Linked DNA regions of Homo sapiens: all the other regions are linked to region 4. A link is a contact called in ENCODE Hi-C or POLR2A ChIA-PET data. All regions are on one chromosome and are shown on one strand. Each heading gives the region's core, a stretch centred on a gene start or an enhancer-like site at or near the end of the contact. The rest is flanking DNA. Distances are from core to core; before and after follow the strand shown.

Region 1 (3,889 bases), core at 1,097-3,596, 1.0 Mb after region 4:
TGTTAAATATAAGTGGTTAGTTACGTGCTAAAATTACTGTCATTTTAGTATTTTAGTAATTCATCAAGAACCTGGCACTGTAAAGCAGGGGTAAAATAGCTGACTCTAAATGTTCAGAGAAACCCATATTTGGGTTTTTGCCACAGTTACCCAAATTTGAAAAAAAATATGTATTTGTCACAGCTGAAGTTTAAAACAAAAACCAAAAAAACCTTGGGGTTCACGCTTCAGTTGTACAGTTAACCATGGGGGCTCATGGGATACCAGATGGGATACACTTAAGTCACACGACTGACTAAATTCAGTGTTTCACTTCAAGTTTTAAGAACAGCTCACGCTTGTGGAGATAGAAAAAAAATGTTTTTGGGAAACCAGATAAAGAATCCGGAATAATTTGTCTTAATTTCTTATTGTTCATCTTAGGAAAAAGGAAAAAAGAAAAACAAAATCTGTTTTCATCATTGAACACAACAGTTGTATACAACAGTGTTGTATATACACTGTAAATTTGTTGTATACTGTGCCAATTTGCACCTGGAAACATGGGCAGTGGTTAATTTACTGTGGCCTGTAATTATAAATTAAACAATCATGGATTACACAGTACACTTAATTGATCAACAAACTGGGAAAAGTTAGCCAACTCTCATGCACTTCTCATCCATAATGATGAATCTCAATCTCTGTTGGTTCGGCATGCCCTTTTCATTCCAATTCTAGCTATTTTCTGGGTAAATATTTATGTTTGTACTCATTTGTTGAGAAAAACTTTAACTTTAAAAGGACAGCTCACGTATAAATGATTAAGAAAAAGAAACAGTTGTAAAAATCTGTTTAGCCTGAGGTTAAAAAAAAACTGCAAGTGTAGCAAGTGTGAAATGTGATTGGCAACTTCAGATCAAATAACCCTACTTCTTTAACAATCTGACAATGTAAAATCAATTGAGTTTTTTTTTTCCTTTCTAAATCTACTCACTGGATAATCTGACCAAACATACATCTATTTTTTTTTTTCCTGGGCATCTAGTTTTTTTGTTTTTTTTTTTACTTCTTAAATCAACAGAAATGGCTCAACATTTCTAAAAGTCAAGAAAGGAACTAGGAAGAGAGTTGGAGCAGTGACTATAAGTTTGATGACAGGCTCTTTGCAGCCAACTAACCTGCTTTAAGTGTTCAAAATCAATTTTTCTTTGATAGCTCTAAAATTACTCAATTCCATTTTAACTCCCTCCAACTAACTGTACAGACATTAACAAGAAACAGAGTGTCAACGGTCAGATCTGTCACAACCATAATTTAGAATTTGGGAAAGCTTTAATTGGGACTGACAGAGAAAAGCCTTGCCCCGGATTGAAGTTCGATCTCCATTTTTAACTTCTCGTTCTTTTCAGTTTGGAGAACTCAAGCTAGGATTAAGATCTTTTGGTCCTGGTATGGTCACACGCAAGAGGAGACTGCAAAAGGTTTCGAAGGAAATTCTAGAGACGGAGCAGCTAATATGTCTTCATCAACATGGATTATGTATTGAATGAAAAATCGGTCATCACCAACAATCAGATCCTGCAAAACTCTCAGCAAATAACTAAATAATTCGGGACTGAGGAAGCGCACCCGCCACGCAGACACCAAGACGGCGTAAAATCCACCAGGCATCCCTTCCAAGCGGCACCCCTTTGTGTCGTGGGACTTACTTCCCTACCCCCCAGGGGCCCGCACAGCGCGAGAAGGAGGAGAGCTAGGCTACCATCTCCCCTGCTACCGCCAGGGCGACCTCAGAGCCAATGGGGCCGGCCTTCTCTCCGCTTCTGGCCGGGCTCCAGACGAACCCCACTTTACTGCAAAGCCGCGAGACCGATTGCCCGGGAAGTCTAAGCCTGCTAGCGAAAGCTGCTCTCCGCAGTTCCTGGGATCCGCCCTCACCCCTGTCCCCAGAGTAATGATGGAGCCCGGGCTCCGCACCCGGCCAGCCGCGCACTCTGCCAGCCCCTTCCCCAAGCCTCGGACCCGCTGCAAGCCCCGCCTTCCTCTCCAGGCCCAGGCCTCCCTCCAGGGCCCACCCTCGGGTCTCCCCGCCGACCCCCGAAATCAGTCCACAACCCAGATAGCAGGCTGAGCGACGTCCCATTCCCTCCTTGGCTTTAAGCGCAGTGCTCCGCCCTGGGCCTGGGGACGGGAGGGGGATAACCGGCCGGCTCCAAGGGGGCCCAGGCCCCCACACTCACCATCCTCCCGCCGAGTCCCTCCTCCTCCTCCTCCTCCTGCTGCCTCCCCCGTTACCAGGGGCAACTGCTGCGGCGCCGCCCCCGACGTCCCTCGCACGCACAGCTGAGGAGCTGAGCAGCAATACGGGGCGGGGTGCAGCTCCGCTTTCCCCAGAGTGCGCAAGTGCGCTAAGGCGCCCGCCCACGCAGTGGGCGGGCTACGGGAGCTGCAGAGGCCGCCGCCGGCTCGCCTGGACCAGGGAGTGGAGAAAGCCTGCCCACGTGGCTGGCGGGAGCCTCCCGGCCTGGGATTGGTCGAAAAGGAGGGGCGTGGGGCGGGCGTGGGGGCAGTTCCCCAGCCCAGGTCCTCCTCTCACCCGGGCCAGTTTTCAAGGCGGGCTGTAACTGGTGGCATTTGTCCCGGGACCAGGTAAGGGGCCTTGGGACAATGGCGCTCGCCCTGTCTACCTCCAATCCCCACATCTCGGGTGGGTGCTGAGATTGCTGTCCTGACTGCCCAGGCGGGGCTGCAGCGCGGGCTGGACTTCCACCTGCAGAAGCCACGTGGCGCGAAGTGCGCCCTGGGGCTGCAGATGGGCCCCTCTGCTCTGACCCCCATTGCCTAGGAGTGCCAGGCCGAGCGGCTGGGGCGTTACGAGCTGTCCGGGATGGGGGAGTACCGATGGGGGGAGGCCGTCTGTCGGAGGGCAAGAAGCAGCCTGGGGGCTGGCCCTGAGCCCTGAGGTGAGCTGAAAGCACAGGTGAAAGGCGTTTTGGGGATCGGCCCGGTTTTTGTTTTGACACAGGGTGTCGCTCTGTCGCCCGGGCCGGAGTGCGGTGGCGCGATCTCGGCTCACTGCAGCCTTTGCCTCACAGGCTTAAGCGATTCTCCCGCCTCAGACTCTCGAGTAGCTGGGATTGCAGGCGGGCGCCACCACGCCTGGATAATTTTTTGTATTTTGTTTTTGTAGAGACGGAGTTTCGCCATGTTGCCCAGGCTGGGCTCGAACTCCTGGGGTCAAGCCATCCGCCCGCCTAGGCCTCCCAAAGTGCTGAGACTACAGGTGTTCCAAAGTGGTGAGCCACTGTGCCCAGCCTCTGGCCGGTTTTGCTAAGCTGCTTTGGACAGGACCGCGTACCATCTGTAGTCCTGGAGGAGGCAAAAATGAGCCTGCATTTTTAGCCAAGGAAGAGCAAGTGGGACACTGGGGTGGGTTGGGAAGTGCTACCTCCCATCCCTTTCCCGATGCAGAGGACTATAAGAAGAGTTTACACAAACGTGCTAGGCCCTGTTCTAGACGCTGGAGACACAGCAGTGGACAAAATCAGCCCGTATGGAAATTACATCCTTCCTAATGAAATACATTTCATACCAAATTTCATTTTCACAACCCCTAGAAATTGGTAATTGCGGCCAGGCGCAGTGGCTCATGCCTATAATCCCAGCACTTTGAGAGGTGGAAGGGGAGGAAGGCTTGAGCCCAGGAGTTGGAGACCAGCCCGGGCAACACAGTAGGACCCTGCCTCTACAAAAAAAAATTTTTTTTAATTAGCCAGGTTCCGTGGCGCACTTGTAGTCCTAGCTACTCGGGAGGTTGAGGCTGGAGGATTGCTTGAGCCCAGGAGCTATTATCACATCACTGTACTCCAGCCTGGGTGAAAGAGCAAGACCCTGCCTCAAAAAAAAA
Region 2 (4,122 bases), core at 1,183-3,682, 1.2 Mb before region 4:
CTAAAAATACAAAAATTAGCTGGGTGTGGTGGCAGGTGCCTGTAATATCAGCTACTCAGGAGGCTGAGGCAGGAGAATCACTTGAACCCAAGAAGTGGAGGTTGCAGTGTGCCCAGATCGCACCATTGCACTCCAGCCTAGGCAACAAGAGTGAAACTGTCTGAAAAAAACAAAACAAAACAAAAAAACCCAGCTTCCCCAAACTTCTTTCAATAAAAAGAAAAAAAGTCACACAATCGTGTGATATTAGAGATGAAAGGGAATTTAGCAATCAATTACAGTCATGTGCCACATACCATTTCAGTCAATGACGGACAACATACACGAAGGGGGTCCCATAAGTTTATAATAAAGCTGCCCTATACATATGTACCATTTTTTATCTTTTTCTCTTTTTTGAGACGGAATCTTGCTCTTGTTGCCCAGACTGGAGGGCAATGGCACAATCTCAGCTTACTGCAACCTCCACCTCCCGGGTTCAAGCAATTCTCCCGCCTCAGCCTCCCAAGTAGCTGGGATTACAGGCACCTGCCATCACGCCCAGCTAATTTTTGTATTTTTAGCAGAGACAGGGTTTCGCCACGTTAGCCAGGCTGGTCTTGATCTCCTGACCTCGTGATCTGCCTGCCTTGGCCTCCCAAAGTGCTGGGATTACAGGCGTGAGCCACTGTGCCTGGCCCATTTTTTATCTTTTATAGCATACTTTTATGTACCTTTTCTATGTTTAGATACACAAATACCATTGTGTTACAATTTCCCACAGTATTAAGTATAGCAATATGCTGTACAGGTTTGTGGCCTCAGAGCAACAGGCCATACCATAAAGCCGAGGTGTGTAGCAGGCCATACCATCTAGGTTTCTGTAAGTACACTCCTAATGTTCATACAATGAGGAGATAACCTAACAACCCATTTCTCAGAATGTATCCCTGTTGTTAAGTGACATATGACTGTACTCTGATTCCCTCATTAGATAGAAAATGAAAAATTAAAGTTTAGAGTCTGAATCCAAAGTCACCCAGCTAATTGGAATAAAAACAAAAAGGGTACAGATTAGAAAAGCACTCTTCTCGTAATAACTGTGTTCTTGACCACCCAGTTGGCATTCATCTCTGCGTCTCAAACACCTCATGGGACCTCTTGCTAAGCTGGGTTTTCCCCAACAAATCCAGGTTCATCTGACACTGGCTTCGAACAAGGCTGCTCTTGTCCACAACATAAGAAAAAACAGGAAATGATGACAACTAGACATATGCTACAGAAAATGAGTGTATAACAAGAAGAATAGAAGTTGCTGAAACCAAGATTGAAAGAGTGACATTAGGACAGGAAATAAAGGCGATGATAATCACTTCAGATAATTAACCATTGGGATGTTATGTGGGTATGGATACGGAAGAGTGTGGAAGGGATAGGATAACATCAACTGGAGTACGTAAGGGGGCTGGCTGTTTAATCTGCTTAATAGTTGCTACGATTTCCACAGCACTAACAGAAAAACATTTTTTTTAAAGAGACATACACACAAATATAGAGTACTCCGTTTACAAATAAGATTCTCATGACAGGAGTCCAGCTCCAGCCTGGTCACATGCCTGGATGACAGCACCTGAGCGCAGCAGATGCTCAATCTAAATGAAACTCGACGCTCTGGATAGAGCCAAGGAAGGCTCCTGCTATTCGGGGGTCCTCGAGGGAGCCATTAAAACCTCGGCTTCCTCATTTGAGGAAACAGCCTGAGCCAAGGAGAAAATTGAAGTCCTCTCAGCTGCAGCTGCTCACCCACCCCCCTCCCACCTCCCTCCACAGAGAAAAGCACCCACTCCATTGACTCTGAGGGGTCACGAGAAGGTTCGGGAAAAAGGGTCACAGTCAAGCCACCCAACCCAGCCGGCCTTCTCCCATCACTACTTGGGTGCGAGCATACCCTCTCTGTCTCACCCCATGCCATCATCCGGGTAAGGTTCGTAGTCTTCCACACGCATATTATACTTCTTGGCGGCGGCGGCCCGTTCTTCTGGGGTCCTAGGATAGGGCCCCGGGAACATGTCCTTGGTCATGTGGGAGGCTAGAACGCAGAAGAGAACAGGTCAGAAGCGAGCCCGCTCTCCAGCCGCTCCGAAGGCTTCAAGTCGCAGGGGCTGCAGAGGTCCGAGCCCGGGACTTCGCAGGATCAGTGCGATCCTCCACCCCATTTTCTGGATATATCAACGCCACCTCCACTCCCTACCCGGAGGCTGCCGCCGCGGCATCTACGATCCCCCCTCCCGATACACCAAATTTCAGGTACCCCCTTCCCACACTGAGGTCTCGCCCGTTCTCGCGGACCTGTCCGTGCGCCCAGCGGCATCACGTTCCGGGATGCCCTTTGCAGCCACTGGACTCCCAAGACCCCGGCCCTGGCCACCGCCATCTTCACCTTCTTCACGTTTCCCTTCTGCACATGCGCAAAGGCCTGTCACGGCGGCTGAGCCGGGCCAAACGTGACGGAGGAAGCCGGGAGTGAAGAAAAGCCGAAGGGTTCAACAGGGGCGGGGTTTAAATACGCAGTTGGGAAGCCAAGGGTTGGATAGAGGCTGGGAAGGATAAGCGGGAAGAAGGGAAAACCAGGCAGGTCTCTGACATTTCAGAATGTTGTGTCCTTTTTCTCCCTGAGCTGACTTAGACCCATCCAGGGATGATGGGAACTCGGAACCTGAGCAACTCAGGTAGACAGCTTAACCACCTCCCCCAGGAGCTGTACTAGTGAAATGAGCCTGTCTTACTCTCTTCTCTGGCTGCTTGCTTTCCTCTCCTTCACGGGCACTTCCTTCCATCCCCAAACATGATCATTCTTCAAATTCACCTGTTGGTCTTGCTTGTTGTTCTGTTCTCCAAATGGGTTGATCTTCACTTAGACGCCAGTGCAACACACAATTCGGCCCTGAATTGGCTCCTTAGTTTCAGTCCGTGTTTCCATCTGCATGTCTCAGTCACCTCAACCCAACAAATGTAAAATTAAACTTATCACCAGAGGCAGCTCTCCAGAGACAGCTTAAAGCCTCAGAGTTGGTAGGACTTGGATAAAACAAATTACAAACCGGCCCATAATGAACAAACTAACTCAACAGAAGAATTGGAGACATTATTATGTTTGCATATGAATGTTTTCACTTGGGATTTGAATAACTTACACATTATAAATATGCACGTATTTCCAGTGACTTTTCAGGTGACCACTGTTTTGGAGCAGAACCTATTATTATAAACATTCTCAAGTATATATCAGAGCAATAAAAATGCATATAAGCTGGGAGCTGTGGCTCACACCTGTAATCCCAACACTTTGGGAGGCCTAGGTTGGAGAATGGCTGGAGACCAGGAGTTTGAGACCAGCCTGGGTGACATAGTGAGACTTCGTCTCTTTTTTTTTAAGTTATAAAAAGTAAACAAATATGGATATATACTATTTAATATATAAATTTTGGGAAGGACTACACAGCAACTTGCTGTCTTGTAAATGACATCACTAGTTGATGTTCAGAATAATTGCACAACATCTGCATTCAACCAATAGCAAACCCTGATCCAATTTAGGTCAAGAAACAGAGTTGATCTAATTTATTTATTTTTATTAAGATATTATTCACATACCATAAATTCACCCTTTTAGGCCGGGTGCGGTGGCTCACGCCTGTAATCCCAGCACTTTGGGAGGCTGAGGTGGGAAGATTACTTGAGGTTAGGAGTTCAAGACCAGCCTGGCCAACACAGCAAAAACCCATCTCTACTAAAAATACAAAAATAGCTGGGCATGGTGGTGTACACTTGTAATCCCAGCTACTCAGGAGGCTGAGGCAAGAGAATCACTTGAACACAGGAGATGGAGGTTGCAATGAGCCGAGATCACGCCACTGCACTCCAGCCTGGGTGACAGGGTGAGACTGTCTCAAAAACAAAAAACAAACAAACAAAAACAAAAACAAAAAAACCTTTTAAAGTGTACAGTAGTTATTTTTAGTACATTTACAAAGTTGTGCAATCATCATCACTATCTAAAACATTTTTATTGCTTCCGAAAAAACCCATACACATTAGCACGTTGCCCCTACCTCTACCCACTGGCAACCACTAATTTACTTT
Region 3 (4,393 bases), core at 578-3,077, 1.7 Mb after region 4:
ACCTATTCCACAGAGTTACAAGTTTCCAATGAGATAAAATATGCAGGAGGGTTTTATAACCTATGAAGCACATTGCAAAATGGCATATATGATTTTTTTTTTTTTTTTTTTTTTTCCTGAGACGGAGTTTTGTTCTTGCTGCCCAGGCTGAAGTGCAATGGTGCGATCTCGGCTCACTGCAACCTCCGCCTCCTGGGTTCAGGTGATTCCTCTGTTTCAGCCTCCCGAGTAGCTGGGATTACAGGTGCCCGCCACCACACCTGGCTAAATTTTTATATTTTTAGTAGAGATGGCGTTTCATCATGTTAGCTAGGCTGGTCTCGAACTCCTGACCTCGGGTGATCCACCCGCCTCGGCCTCCCAAAGTGCTGGGACTACAGGTATGTGCCACTGCGTGTGGCCATGATTTTTAAATATACAATTAAAATGGTTTATTTGTAATAACGGATAATAGCATGAATACATAACGTACATATTTCACAACCACAACATTCTGGTATTTAAAAACTTTTTTTTTGAGACGGAGTCTCGTACTGTCGCGCAGGCTGGAGTGCAGTGGCGGGATCTCGGCTCACTGCAACCTCCGTCTCCCGGGTTCAAGCTCTTCTTCTGTCTCAGCCTCCCGAGTAGCTGGGATTACAGGGGCGCACCACCATGCCTGGCTAATTTTTTGTATTTTTAGTAGAGGCGGGGTTTTGCCGTGTTGGTCAGGCTGGTCTCTAATTCCTGATCTCATGATCCGCCCGCCTCGGCCTCCCAAAGTGCTGGGGTTACAGGCGTGAGCCACCGCACCTGGCGTTAAAAACTTTTTATTGAAATGTAATGTATACGGGCCAGGCGCAGTGGTTCACGCCTGTAATCCCAGCACTTTGGGAGGCTGAGGCCGGTGGATCACCTGAGGTCAGGAGTTGGAGACCAGCCTCGCCAACATGGCGAAACCCTGTCTCTACTGAAAATACAAAAATTAGCCGGGCGTGGTGGCACACGTCTGTAATCCCAGCTACTCGGGAGGCTCAGGCAGGAGAATCGCTTGAACCCAGGAGGCAGAGATTGCAGTGAGCTGAGATCGGGCCACTGCACTCCAGCCTGGGCGACAGAGCGACACTCCGTCTCAAAAGTTAAATAAATAAATAAATGTAATGTAATGCATGCAGCTCGATTAACTTTTACAAAAGTAAAAATGACAAAAAAAAAAAAAAAGTAAGCACTATTCAGGTCAAAATGTAAAACTACCAGTATCTCGGAAGCCTCCCTCTGGCAAATGGTATATGTTTTTGAGTTAAATACGTGGATTCGAATGTTGACATTTGGACTTTCTTCTTGCCTCTGGTAAGTTATTTAACCTCTCTTGGTTTCAACTGAGCCATCTGCGAGGTGGGGATAATATTACCTCATAAGATTATTTAATTGTAGCAGGGCGTGGTGGCGCATGCCTGTAATCCTAGCTACTGGGGAGGCTGAGGCAGGAGAATCGCTTAACAGCCTGGGCGACAAGAGCGAAACTCCGTCTCAAAAAAAAAAAAAAGAAAAAAGAAAAAGATTATTGAATTGAAGGAGATCACATAATGTAAAACATCTATCATAATGCCTAAATATAGCTGGCCTGCAATAAATGGCAATTATTCTCAGGCAAATGTAATAGGTGGTCACCAATGCCCACTTCCTGCCTTTCTTTCGCTCGGTTTTGAAAGTTGCTCTCTTTCCTATTCCGTTTCTCCTTCCTTTTCGCTCCTCCTACTGCCGTAAATGGCCTACTAGAGTTGTCGTGAAATGCTCCTCCCCGCCCTCCATGTGGCGAAAATGCAATCACGCTTGACGGCGCGAGGTGGCTCAGCCGCAAGATGGCGGCGCTGGCGGAGGAGCAGACGGAGGTGGCGGTCAAGCTAGAGCCTGAGGGACCGCCAACGCTGCTACCTCCGCAGGCGGGGGACGGCGCAGGCGAGGGTAGCGGCGGCACTACCAACAACGGCCCCAACGGCGGCGGCGGGAACGTTGCGGCGTCGTCGTCCACTGGCGGGGATGGCGGGACCCCCAAGCCCACGGTGGCTGTCTCCGCCGCTGCCCCGGCGGGGGCGGCCCCGGTGCCCGCCGCTGCTCCGGACGCCGGCGCTCCGCATGACCGACAGACTCTACTGGCCGTGCTGCAGTTCCTACGGCAGAGCAAACTCCGCGAGGCCGAAGAGGCGCTGCGCCGTGAGGCCGGGCTGCTGGAGGAGGCAGTGGCGGGCTCCGGAGCCCCGGGAGAGGTGGACAGCGCCGGCGCTGAGGTGACCAGCGCGCTTCTCAGCCGGGTGACCGCCTCGGCCCCTGGCCCTGCGGCCCCCGACCCTCCGGGCACTGGCGCTTCGGGGGCCACGGTCGTCTCAGGTTCAGCCTCAGGTCCTGCGGCTCCGGGTAAAGGTGAGCCGTGGGGTCCCGGGTAGGTACGGCCGCCGCGAAGGGGAGCAAGCCGGTAAGGCAGGGGCTGGCAGGCCTGCACCTCTGCGGGCTTGTTTTGAATTTCCTGGGCCCGCCTCTAGGGCCACATGCCCGCCCCTTTCTCTAGTGCGCGGGCTGCGCAGTCAAACCCCCTTCCGAGCTGTCAGTTCCAGTGAGAAGCTGAGGAGAGCTGTTGAGCAGAGGGATGTATGGGGAAGGTGAGCGCGGAGAGGCGGGATCTTCACGCTCTTGGTCCCTTTCCTTTCATTTGGGCTTTTGAGCCTTGGGCAGGTCCGCATGACACTAACAGTGTTTGTACAGTTTCGTACTAGCGTACTTTAAGTACTGTAAGTACTTTATTTTCTCTTTATTTCTTTAGTTCCTCTTAAAAGATGTGTTGATAAATACTTTATAGATTTTTTTTTTTTTTGAGACGGAAACTTGCTCTGTTGCCCAGGTTGGAGTGCAGTGGCGCAATCTTGGCTCACTGCAACCTCCGCCTCCCGGGTTCAAGCAATTCTCCTGCCTCAGCCTCCCGCGTAGGTGGGACTACAGGCTCCTACTGCCACGGCCGGCTAATTTTTGTATTTTTAGTAGAGGCGGGCTTTCACCATGTTGGTCAGGCTGGTCTCGAAATCCTGACCTCAGATGATCCACCTGCCTCGGCCTCCTACAGTGCTGGGATTACAGGCGTGAGACACCGCGCCCGGCCGCCATACAATATACCCTTGTAACAGTCCTGCACATCATGTACCCCCTGAATCTCAGCTAAAAGTTGAATTTTTTTTCTTTTTCTTTTTTTCTTTTTTTGAGACGGAGTCTTGCTCTGTCGCCCAGGCTGGAGTACAGTGGCGTGATCTTAGCTCACTGCAACCTCTGCCTCCCAGATTTAAGCGATTCTCCTGCCTCAGCCTCCCGAATAGGTGGGACTACTGGCACGCGCCACCACGCCCGGCTAATTTTTAAAAATATATTTTTAGTAGAGATGGGGTTTCGCCATATTGGTCAGGCTGGTCTTGAATTCCTGACCTCGTGATGCACCCACCTCTGCGTCCCAAAGTGCTGGGATTACAGGCATGAGCCACCGCACCCGGCTGAAATTTTAAAAATATATATGGGCTGAGTACCACCAGTGTTAAGTCTTTGGAGGATGCAGGTTCCTGGGCATCACTTCAGACTTAGTGAATCAGGTCCTCTAGAGGTGGAATCTGGGAATCTTCACTTTTGAATAAGTGCTTCTAAGGAGTATTGACATATGGCAGCTTGAGAGCCATGTGTTTAGGCATGGGCATTGGACAGACCTTTTTGTCTTTGCTGCATTTACTTGTGTGATGCTGATTGTCATTATTTTTTTAGTTTTTAATTTTTTTTACCTTCGTATTGGCCGGGCGTCGTGGCTCATGCCTGTGAATCTCAGCACTTTGGGAGGCTGAGGCGGGTGGATCACCTGAGGTCAGGAGTTTGAGACCAGGCTGGCCGACATGGCGAAACCCCCTTTCTACTAGAAATACAAAAATTAGCCGGGCGTGGTGGCGCATGCCTGTAATCCCAGCTACTTGGGGGGCTGAGGCAGGAGAATCACTTGACCCCGGGAGGCTGAGGTTGCAGTGAGCCAAGATTGCGCCACTGCACTCCAACCTGGGTGATAGAACGAGACTCTGTCTCAAAAAAAAAATTTTTTTTTTACATTAATATTGTCAGGAGGCAGGTCATTCTCATGTTGAATTTTCTCTCTCTATTAAATGAGTGGTTATGAGGCTTTTTTTTTTTTTTTTTTTTGACTGAGTCTCGCTCTGTCGGCCAGGCTGGAGTGCAGTGGTGTGATCTTGGCTCACTGCAACCTCCGCCTCCCAGGTTCAAGCGATTCTCCTGCCTCAGCCTCCCGAGTAGGTGGGACCACAGGCACGTGCCACCATGCCTGGCTAATTTTTTTTGTATTTTTATTAGAGACGGGGTTTCACCGTGGTAGCCAGGA
Region 4 (3,861 bases), core at 850-3,349:
GAATATATTTATCCCAGCCAGTGGTAAAAGAGATGCAAAATAACACAACTTTGGTACCTTAAATGACCACTAAAGTGGCAAAGATTTTCTAAATTCTCACATAAAATTTGTTCACTCTGTGCTGGTCCCACTATAATTTGGTACAGCACCTCTGCAAACCATAACCTTTGCTATAATGCCACCTTGAGACTTTATCCTAAGGAACTGATTTTTAAAAAATATGTATGGTAATGACATGTGACTTATATTTCAGTAAAGCTGTTACTCAAAAATGCATTATTTCATTATTATCTATAATAACAAAAAGCTGAACACTACATGTAAGTTTAATAGTAGAGGGATGTTCTTTAATCTCATTATGCGACAGCCCACAAACATTTACTATGTACCTATTCTGTTAGGATCAGTAAGATAGCAATTATATGTGCAACTGAAAAGGTTTTTAAATGAAAATAATTGTCTAGAGGTGATGGTATTATGGCTTTTTATGTTTTTAAAAACGTTATTTAATGTTGTCATAATGTACTAGAAAGAACTACTTTTTAAAAAATGGGTGGAATAGGGGGCAATCTGAAAGCTCTTATTCCCCCAATTCCCTACATGTTTTTTCCTTCCTATTTAACAGTTTAAGTGGTTCAGAAAAGTTTTTCATTCACAGGTCTCAGACCCTACCAAAAACAGGCCAAATTGCAATACCATGTCTTGTACACATCCTGGACAGACTCCAGCCTCCTGCCTCAAGCAGGCCCCCTTTTTCGTGTCGCTCTGCCTATATGAAGTCATAAACTATGGCTGAACACTGGGACCGAGGGCTTCTCTTAAGGTCCGAGCCCTGAAGCTTAACAACCTTTAGAAAAGGGTAGGGAGGATGAAAGATGAAAGTCCACAAAAATTTATGATAGACCACTTAAGGAACCTGAGTCCTAGACCTGGACTCAAGGAATCGTCCAAAGCACCGTACCAGACTGGCTCCTCTGGGGCGAAGGAACCGGGGCAGCTAAACCTCTGCAAAAACACACAATCGAAAGCTGTAGGGAGTGCCTAAGATGGCTAATTGTGAGGAGCGGCCCACCCGGGAGGGTGCCTACTGAGGGATGCTCTCGGGAGGCTGCCTCAGATGGAGGCCTTGGGGAGGAGGGGCAAAGGGGTCCCCGAGAGTGCTCGGGAAAGGGTGTAGGCGGAGGTCAGGTGTAGGCCTAGAAACTCGGGGTGCGACACGACCCTGGGCCGACCAGGCCGCGGCGCCCCGCCCTTTCCCGGGACGCGGGGCCGGCTCGGGGCGGGGAGCGGGCGGGCGAGCGGACGCTTACAGGTCGGTGCCGAGCCGCGTGAAGCCGGAGTTGAGCGAGGCCCGGGCTATCCGGCGCCAGAGCAGATCGCAGCTGGTGAAGCGCCGCAGCCAGCGGCACACCTGGGCCAGGCGGCCGAGGGCCCGCATGTCCAGGTAGGAGCAGATGAGCAGCAGCAGCTCCTCCGGCAGGCGCCAGAGCGCAGGCCCCGCGGCCGGGCGGGCAGCCGACTCCCGAGCCGCCTCCTCCTCCTCCTCCTCCTCCCCGGCCGCCGCCGCCATGGCCACCCCTGTCCCCGCGATGTCGGCCCAAGCCTGACCCCCTCGTCCCTGTGCTCTTCCCGGCCTGGCGCCCTCCCGCCGCCTAGCCCTGACCCTCCATTCCTCCTTCTTCCCATACTCTCTTCCTTGTGCCTCCTTCCCGGCCCCTGCGCTCCCCTCGACTCCCTTGACGATGCCTCTCGCCCCTTCCTCCACGCTTCTGCCTCCCTCTGCTTCCTCCCTTGGGCATGCCCTCGCTCCCGCGTCAGCCCCCGGCCCGGCTGCCTCCTTCGCCGTCTGCGGCCCGGGCTTCCCTTCCGCCCCGCTTCCTCTTCCGCCTTGCCCCGCTCTCGCTTTTCCCTTCCCCTTCCCCTTCCTTCGCTTCCCCCTCGCCACCCTCCCTTCCTGCAGCTTCCTCGCCTCTCCGCCCTCGCCCTCGCCGGGCCCGCCGTTCCCGGGGGGCCCCGAGCGGCCCTGGCTGCCCATGAGCGGCCGCGGGGCCGGCCCGACGCGGAGCCCAGCCCGAGCCGCCACCGCCGCCGCCCCGGGAGGAGGCGACACCATGTCGGACCGGGTCACATGGGGCGGCGCGGGCCGAGCCCTGGGCACGCCCCTCACACCTGCAGCCTTGGAGCCACTTCGGGGTGCGGGCTGGGGCCGGGGCGCTGACACCACCCCCGCATCCCCGAGAGCGCTTGGTGGAAGCACAGGAGTTCGCGCTGCAAACACGTGAGGCCGGTTTCAGGGCCCTGCCTGAGGCCACAAGAGGACCCGCTGCCCTCAGGAAGCGGCCATTTGGAGCACCTGCCCTCAAGAAGCCCCTAGTTGGGTGGCCTTGCCCCTCTAGAAGCCCTCCTCTTCCTCGAGTGATGCCTCCTTTCCACGGGCCACATGTGAGGGCCCAACGAATCTGCAGCCCTAGAAGTTGACAGGTTCCATAGCTTAGGTTCTCACACAGGCCCGGAAGCACGGTCCTGGCGTGAGCTTGGGTGTTAGACGTATTTGGGGATTTGCAGTCTTCTAGATCCTGAGTCCATAACTTCAAAAACAGTCATGTATCAGGAAATGGCACAGCTAGGGCTTCTTATCAGTCACCACCCAAGTGCAAGTGGATTCTCCAAGGACTCAGCATCCATTCTTCATACCACCCATTCGATTCACATGGCATTAATCTGAAGGGAGAGCTACTGAGGTCTAGACCTGTGCTGTCCAACAGTGTCCTCCCTCGTCACATGTGGCTGCTGAGCATTTGAAATGTGGCTAATACAAATTGAAATGAGCTATAAGTGAGAAATGCACACCAGATTTTGAAGCCATACAAAAAAAAGAATGCAAAATATCTCATTAATAATTTTATATTGATTACGTGTTGAAGTGTTAATATTTTGGATACGCTGTATTGGGCTAAATACAATATATTTTAATGTAACTACTAGAAAATTTAAAATTATACATGGGACTTGCATTTGTGGCTCGGGTTATTTTTCTATTAGCATTGGGCTAGGCAGTAAAACTTGGAGGAGGGGAGGAAGATGCCAATTTCTGTCTGTTTATCCTGTACTCCAAATCCAGGTAGGAAGGATTGGAGAGTTTTCTTTTGTACTTATCTACATCTTAACACTCATTTTCAGGGAGCAGGGAAGAATAAAAATTGACCCTGAAAATTATTCAACACCTAGCATAGCCAAAGAGAAACCTAGGGAAGCAACTACATTGTATTATGGTGCTGCAAGAAGCATCATGTAACAAGGTCAGACCGGAATCTGGCTTTGCCCTAGAATTACTTTTTGATCTTAGCAAAACAACAACAAAAAGCCCCACCTATCTTGGCCTTTTAGTGTTCTCAATCTGTAGTGGAGATAATGCCTCTGCCTTACTTTCGAGGGATAAATGAGATGATCCCTGTAAAATGCTTTGAACTCCTCTAAGAAAATTCTTAATAATAGTTACAGGTCAAATCCTGTTACAAAAAAATGCCATCCCTCCCCCTCTCCAAATGCAACAAAGACTTTGTGTAGAAAACGATTTCCAAACTCAAGGCAGTGGTTTATTGAAAGCACTATTTTATAGATTTCAATGCGGCCAAAGAATTTAAGCCATGTTTTAGAGATCATTATAAAGAAATTTACTTATTCACAGGTACCATACTGTTAGAAGACTACTAAGGCAGGAATACTTCACATTTAGGTGATGTCATGAGTTCAATATTTATTGATTTTGCTACATTTGTGTACTATGAGCGAATCAAGAAGGAAGACAAATGATATAGCAGGAATATGGTTCCTGCATTTTGTGTTTAGATTTGTGTTAGA
Region 5 (4,368 bases), core at 1,370-3,869, 1.4 Mb before region 4:
TACCAGTTTTGATAGAGCCATTGGTATAGAAAACCATTTCTGTACTGCTACTAATAAAAATAACAGTAGAGAACAGTGATCAATGGCACTTGACACTAGTTCCCAGTAAAGGGAGAAAACAGAAAGTGGTAAGGACAAATTAGATAGCACTAGTCCTTTTAAGAGGCAGCTGCTCAGCTCTAGTCAATTATAGCCTTGAAAGAATGCAGGGGCTAGTAGCGCCAAATCTTTGGAATTGTTAAAGAGAAGCCAAACACCTACATTTTGTTACTTGGTTTCTCTTGCTCAAAAATAAACAAACAAATAATCAGGCTGATAACTTACAGAGTCACAGCTGGGTGCAGTGGCTCACACCTGTAATCCCAGCATTTTGGGAAGCTGAGGTGTTAGGATCACTTGAGGCCAGCTTGGGCAACGGAGCAGACCTCATCTCTATTATTTATTTATTTAGGACAGAGTCTCCCTCCATCACCCAGGCTGGAGTGCAATGGCACGATCACAGCTCACTATAACCTCCACCTCTCAGGTCAAGCGATTCTCCCGTGTCAGCCTCCTGAGTAGCTGGGATTATAGGCGTGTGCCACCACACCTGGCTAATTTTTGTATTTTTAGTAGAAGCAGGGTTTTGCCATGTTGAGCAGGCTGGTCTGGAACTCCTGACCTCAGGTGATCCACCTGCCTAGGCCTCCCGAAGTGCTGGGATTACAGGCATGAGCCACCGTGCCTGGCCATATTTTTTTAAATAATAATAATAATAAAAGAAAAGTAATGAAGATCTCAGGCAGAGTGGTGGTAAAAGGAATGGAAAGGAGAGCATGGGTGCAAGAACATTACAGAAGTGGAATTTATAGGACTTGTTCAAGTAGATATTGAGGGATGGAAGCAGACTAAGATGTATCTGGGGTTTTAAGCCTGGGTGGTGCCATCAACCAAAATAGATGGAAAGAGGATCACTTGAGCTCAGGAGTTCAAGACCAGCCCAGGCAACATAGTGAGACCCTGTCTCTTAAAAACAGAAAAAGAAAAAAAAAAATTACAGATTCACAACCCCTACTATTCTGTATCAAGCCTTTTCTCATAGATTCTGATTCACAAATTTAGCTTACAGTAATTTCCTGGGGAAGTGAAACAATTTAATAAATGTTTTTGAGATGCTGTACTGGACCAGACTTCACTTTCTTTCTTTTTCTTTTTTCTTTCTCATTTTTTTTGAGATGGAGTCACACTCTGTCGCCCAGGCTGGAGTGCAAGTGGTGTGATCTCAGTCCACTGCAACCTGCAACCTCCACCTCCTGGGTTCAAGCGATTCTCCTGCCCCAGTCTCCCCAGTAGCTGGGATTACAGGCGCCCGCCACCACGGCCGGCTAATTTTTGTATTTTTAGTGGAGACAGGATTTCGCCATTTTGCCCAGGCTGGTCTCAAACTCCTGACCTCAAGTGATCCACCAGCCTCGGCCTCTGGGATTAAAGGCATGAGCCACCGCGCCCTGCCCATACTTCACTTTCTGATCCTCCTCCACACATAGGTCATGTGTCCACTTGGAAACGATCAAACACTAGTCATGTCCCAAAGGATGGGTTATCAAATCCTCAGACCAAACTAATAGGTCCCTAAATCTGCAGGTCACTCCCCGTTCCTCAATTTCATTTCTCTTTATCCCGGTAAACACATCTTCTGCTTTAGCCAAACACACTGCTTGCACATACCACCTCATTCGCTAGTTGTATCATCTCCCCCTTTTCCACCAATAATTCCCTTCACAACCCTGCTCAAAATACACTTTCCCCAAGGAAGCACTTCTTGATTACTGTTGCTGGATATGAACTCTTTTTTGTTATTGTTTTCTCATTAGTCTATGTTACAGAGGCCTGCAGAGTTGTATTTTCTTTCTCTCCCATTCATGGCCTCCCCCAACTTCCAACAGGCCTGTCTCAGGGCATGCAGGGTAGGAAGGGAGCTGCAGACTGATGCTGCTAACCATCTCCCAGGCCTCCTGGGCCAAACCGCACCCGAATCAACCCAGACCCCGCCTCACCCGTCAGTTCCCCAGTCAGGTAAGTGGCCATTTTGGAGAACATGTCCCGGCAGAGCTCAGTGATGTCAGCTTCAGCAGGCTCCTTTGCTTCCTCAGCTGTCTCCACGGCGGCATCGTCTGGGCCAAGGGAGAATGACTAAGTGTCCCGCCTACACCCGGTGCTAATCCAGCCAAAGCAGCCTGTTCCGACATCCCTCCACTTGCCTTCATTCCATCAAGTCGGCTCCATTCTCCATCTGCCATAATTTCAAGTCCTTCACTGCGTCCCTGCCCATCTGACACATCAACTCGCCTCCCTCGCACCGCCCCTCGCCCATACCCGGCACCCCCGCTCATCCTGGCACCATCCCAGTCACCCTGACAGGACAAACACTCGCGCGCAGCGACAAGTGCACTCCTCTCACCAGCCCGTTCCTGCCAGGTGAGCCACCACACACTCAACCTCGCCCACCCGAGACGGAGCCCCAGGCCCCCCACCGGACGCTTCCTCCCCATCCATTCCGGGTACCTCGGGCGGGCTCATCACTCCGGGTCGCCAGTACGCCCTCGGCTGCCGCCGCCATAGCGGACCCCGCGCTGTTTCCGGGCCGGGGTGCTGCGCATGCGCACTGGGTGTGCCCCGCCCACCCGGCCGGCCCTGCAGTCCTGCGCCTAGCGGTCCAGTCCAGCCTCAGGTCTATGACACAGCAAAGGGCGATTCCGGAGCCGAAATTGAAGCTACGCCAGGCTGTTGTGAATTGATCCACTGCCAACAGTCGCGACGTCTGGGACTGAGGGCGAGCTCATCCCTACAGTCACACCCTGGAGGGATCACTCATCTTGTACCACTCACGACCCGTCTGGGAATAGTCAACCCTGTTTGTGGCCTGCTGACCAAAACCACTGAAGACGGATTGCCCGCTCTCCTGACACTCCGCACTGGAGTTAGTCATCAAAAGATTGCTCAGGGAATCCAAAGTTTTACAGGTTGTCTCGTCCACACTTTGGGAAACCTTCAGGCATTGATCCCTGGTCCTAAATACTGTCCCTCCCAATGTCCTGAGTTAACACCAACTCACTGGCCCCTATTTCTTAAACTGCAGGCAGGCATCTACTTCTCTTCAGTTGATACAGCCTTCCTTGAAGAAAGCTTAGACTGTAACTTTTTTAGGGCTGAGGATACACTCTGGTTATCTTAATTGCATTTAAGCTGTTTCACAAGCCTCCTAGGTGTACAGAGTACTTAATGGGATGGGAGAACAGGAGTGAGTGAAAGAGATGGATGAGAAGAAGTGACTGGGGAGCAATTGAAGGTGCAAAATGAGGAGGGATAAAGGCCACAGAAGAAGGGATAGGAGATATTCAGCAGGCCTCAGGCAGGCTCCTGGACACCCAAAATCTTGGTAGTTTCTTTTCTTATCCCTGGTTATCCTCCCTCTGCACCCTCTCACCCCACCCCGATGCCAGTACATACACACACACGCCAGCTACCCCTTATCCCCAGCCCTCCTACCCTGACTGTCTCCACCCTGAGGACTGAGTCTCACTTGTCACCTGTCCCCACTTTTCCTATGGTGCAACCATAGTAGCCACTATTTCAAGCCATTCCTGCGAGCCAGAAGTTCTTTTTTTTGAAACAGAGTCTCGCTCTGTCACCCAGGCTGGAGTACAGTAACGTGATCTCGGCTCAGCTCACTGCAACCTCCACCTCCCGAGTTCAAACGATTCTCATGCCTCAGCCTCCCAAGTAGCTGGGATAACAGGCACGCGCCACCACACCTGGCTAATTTGTTTGTATTTTTATTAAAGACAGGATTTCAGCATTTTGCCCAGGCTTGTCTGGAACTTCTGGCCTCAAGTGATCCACCCAACATAGCCTCCCAAAGTGCTGGGATTACAAGCGTGAGTCACTGTGCTAGGCCTAGAAGTTCTTATAGCCCAGCTCCTTCACATCACTGCACCTACTCTATACCTCCTAGAGAGCATGAACCTATTCCAGCCCAGGCACATGGATGACCCACAATTTCAGCCTTTCTTCCCTCTATAATACCAGAAGCAAATGCAAAGTCCAAGTTTTCCTAAGGAGTTTTATTGATAGCCACCATGGAAACCCACATGGTCTTATGGAAGAATAATGTCAGAACCCACCACATATTAATTCAAAGATCTCTGAATCCTGAGTTCATTTCCTTGCCTGATTCCCTTCAGGCTCCATTTTTATCTCCTGGTTAAAGCCCACTCAGTTTCCAGGTTCAGTGGACCAGGAGGCAGCCTCTTGCAGAAGATCCTTCATAGACTTTGCTCCGGGAGTGCCTCACACTTAACTCCTCTGCAACGTTGGAATCTCACCACG

Evidence for each region. Hi-C counts contacts between places; a loop is a spot of excess contacts on that map. ChIA-PET counts read pairs that join two places held with the same protein, here RNA polymerase II (POLR2A). Pooled maps may share reads with other maps.
Region 1: a loop to region 4 is called in a pooled map, with 5 times the contacts of the local background. The contact joins the promoter of ARL3 here to the promoter of FBXW4 in region 4. A Hi-C loop is called at or near these places in 5 of 50 pooled maps. POLR2A ChIA-PET finds 5 or more read pairs at or near these places in 2 of 52 experiments (A549 and activated T-cell).
Region 2: a loop to region 4 is called in a pooled map, with 5 times the contacts of the local background. The contact joins the promoter of NDUFB8 here to the promoter of FBXW4 in region 4. A Hi-C loop is called at or near these places in 1 of 37 single-sample maps with no recorded cell type and 6 of 50 pooled maps. POLR2A ChIA-PET finds 5 or more read pairs at or near these places in 1 of 52 experiments (GM12878).
Region 3: a map of CD4-positive, alpha-beta T cell shows a loop between it and region 4 (5-fold over the local background). The contact joins the promoter of TAF5 here to the promoter of FBXW4 in region 4. A Hi-C loop is called at or near these places in 1 of 168 maps with a recorded cell type or tissue (CD4-positive, alpha-beta T cell), 2 of 37 single-sample maps with no recorded cell type and 5 of 50 pooled maps.
Region 5: a loop to region 4 is called in a pooled map, with 5 times the contacts of the local background. The contact joins the promoter of BLOC1S2 here to the promoter of FBXW4 in region 4. A Hi-C loop is called at or near these places in 4 of 50 pooled maps. POLR2A ChIA-PET finds 5 or more read pairs at or near these places in 2 of 52 experiments (IMR-90 and activated T-cell).

The regions. Positions count from the first base shown.
Region 1 is chr10:102,712,051-102,715,939 of GRCh38, forward strand. ARL3 (ARF like GTPase 3) reads right to left here and starts at 2,347. Exons shown (of 6, transcript NM_004311.4): 1 at 2,223-2,347. The coding sequence starts at 2,225. It overlaps SFXN2 (sideroflexin 2), which reads left to right and starts at 2,586. Exons shown (of 12, transcript NM_178858.6): 1 at 2,586-2,631. RefSeq lists silencers at 2,007-2,106, 2,147-2,196, 2,264-2,658, 2,477-2,626 and enhancers at 2,412-2,988, 2,989-3,564.
Region 2 is chr10:100,527,439-100,531,560 of GRCh38, forward strand. It overlaps NDUFB8 (NADH:ubiquinone oxidoreductase subunit B8), which reads right to left and starts at 2,433. Exons shown (of 5, transcript NM_005004.4): 1 at 2,329-2,433; 2 at 1,942-2,068. The coding sequence starts at 2,413. RefSeq lists enhancers at 1,128-1,297, 2,140-2,722, 2,856-2,905.
Region 3 is chr10:103,366,149-103,370,541 of GRCh38, forward strand. TAF5 (TATA-box binding protein associated factor 5) reads left to right here and starts at 1,828. Exons shown (of 11, transcript NM_006951.5): 1 at 1,828-2,400. The coding sequence starts at 1,842. RefSeq lists enhancers at 1,644-1,938, 1,691-1,930, 3,061-3,130 and a silencer at 2,061-2,600.
Region 4 is chr10:101,693,071-101,696,931 of GRCh38, forward strand. It overlaps FBXW4 (F-box and WD repeat domain containing 4), which reads right to left and starts at 2,100. Exons shown (of 9, transcript NM_022039.4): 1 at 1,311-2,100. The coding sequence starts at 2,035. RefSeq lists an enhancer at 780-859 and silencers at 1,170-1,629, 1,910-1,959, 1,990-2,269.
Region 5 is chr10:100,284,061-100,288,428 of GRCh38, forward strand. BLOC1S2 (biogenesis of lysosomal organelles complex 1 subunit 2) reads right to left here and starts at 2,620. Exons shown (of 5, transcript NM_173809.5): 1 at 2,545-2,620; 2 at 2,037-2,153. The coding sequence starts at 2,599. PKD2L1 (polycystin 2 like 1, transient receptor potential cation channel) reads right to left here. Exons shown (of 16, transcript NM_016112.3): 16 at 4,089-4,368. The coding sequence ends at 4,336. RefSeq lists enhancers at 1,854-2,361, 1,947-2,246 and a silencer at 2,537-2,736.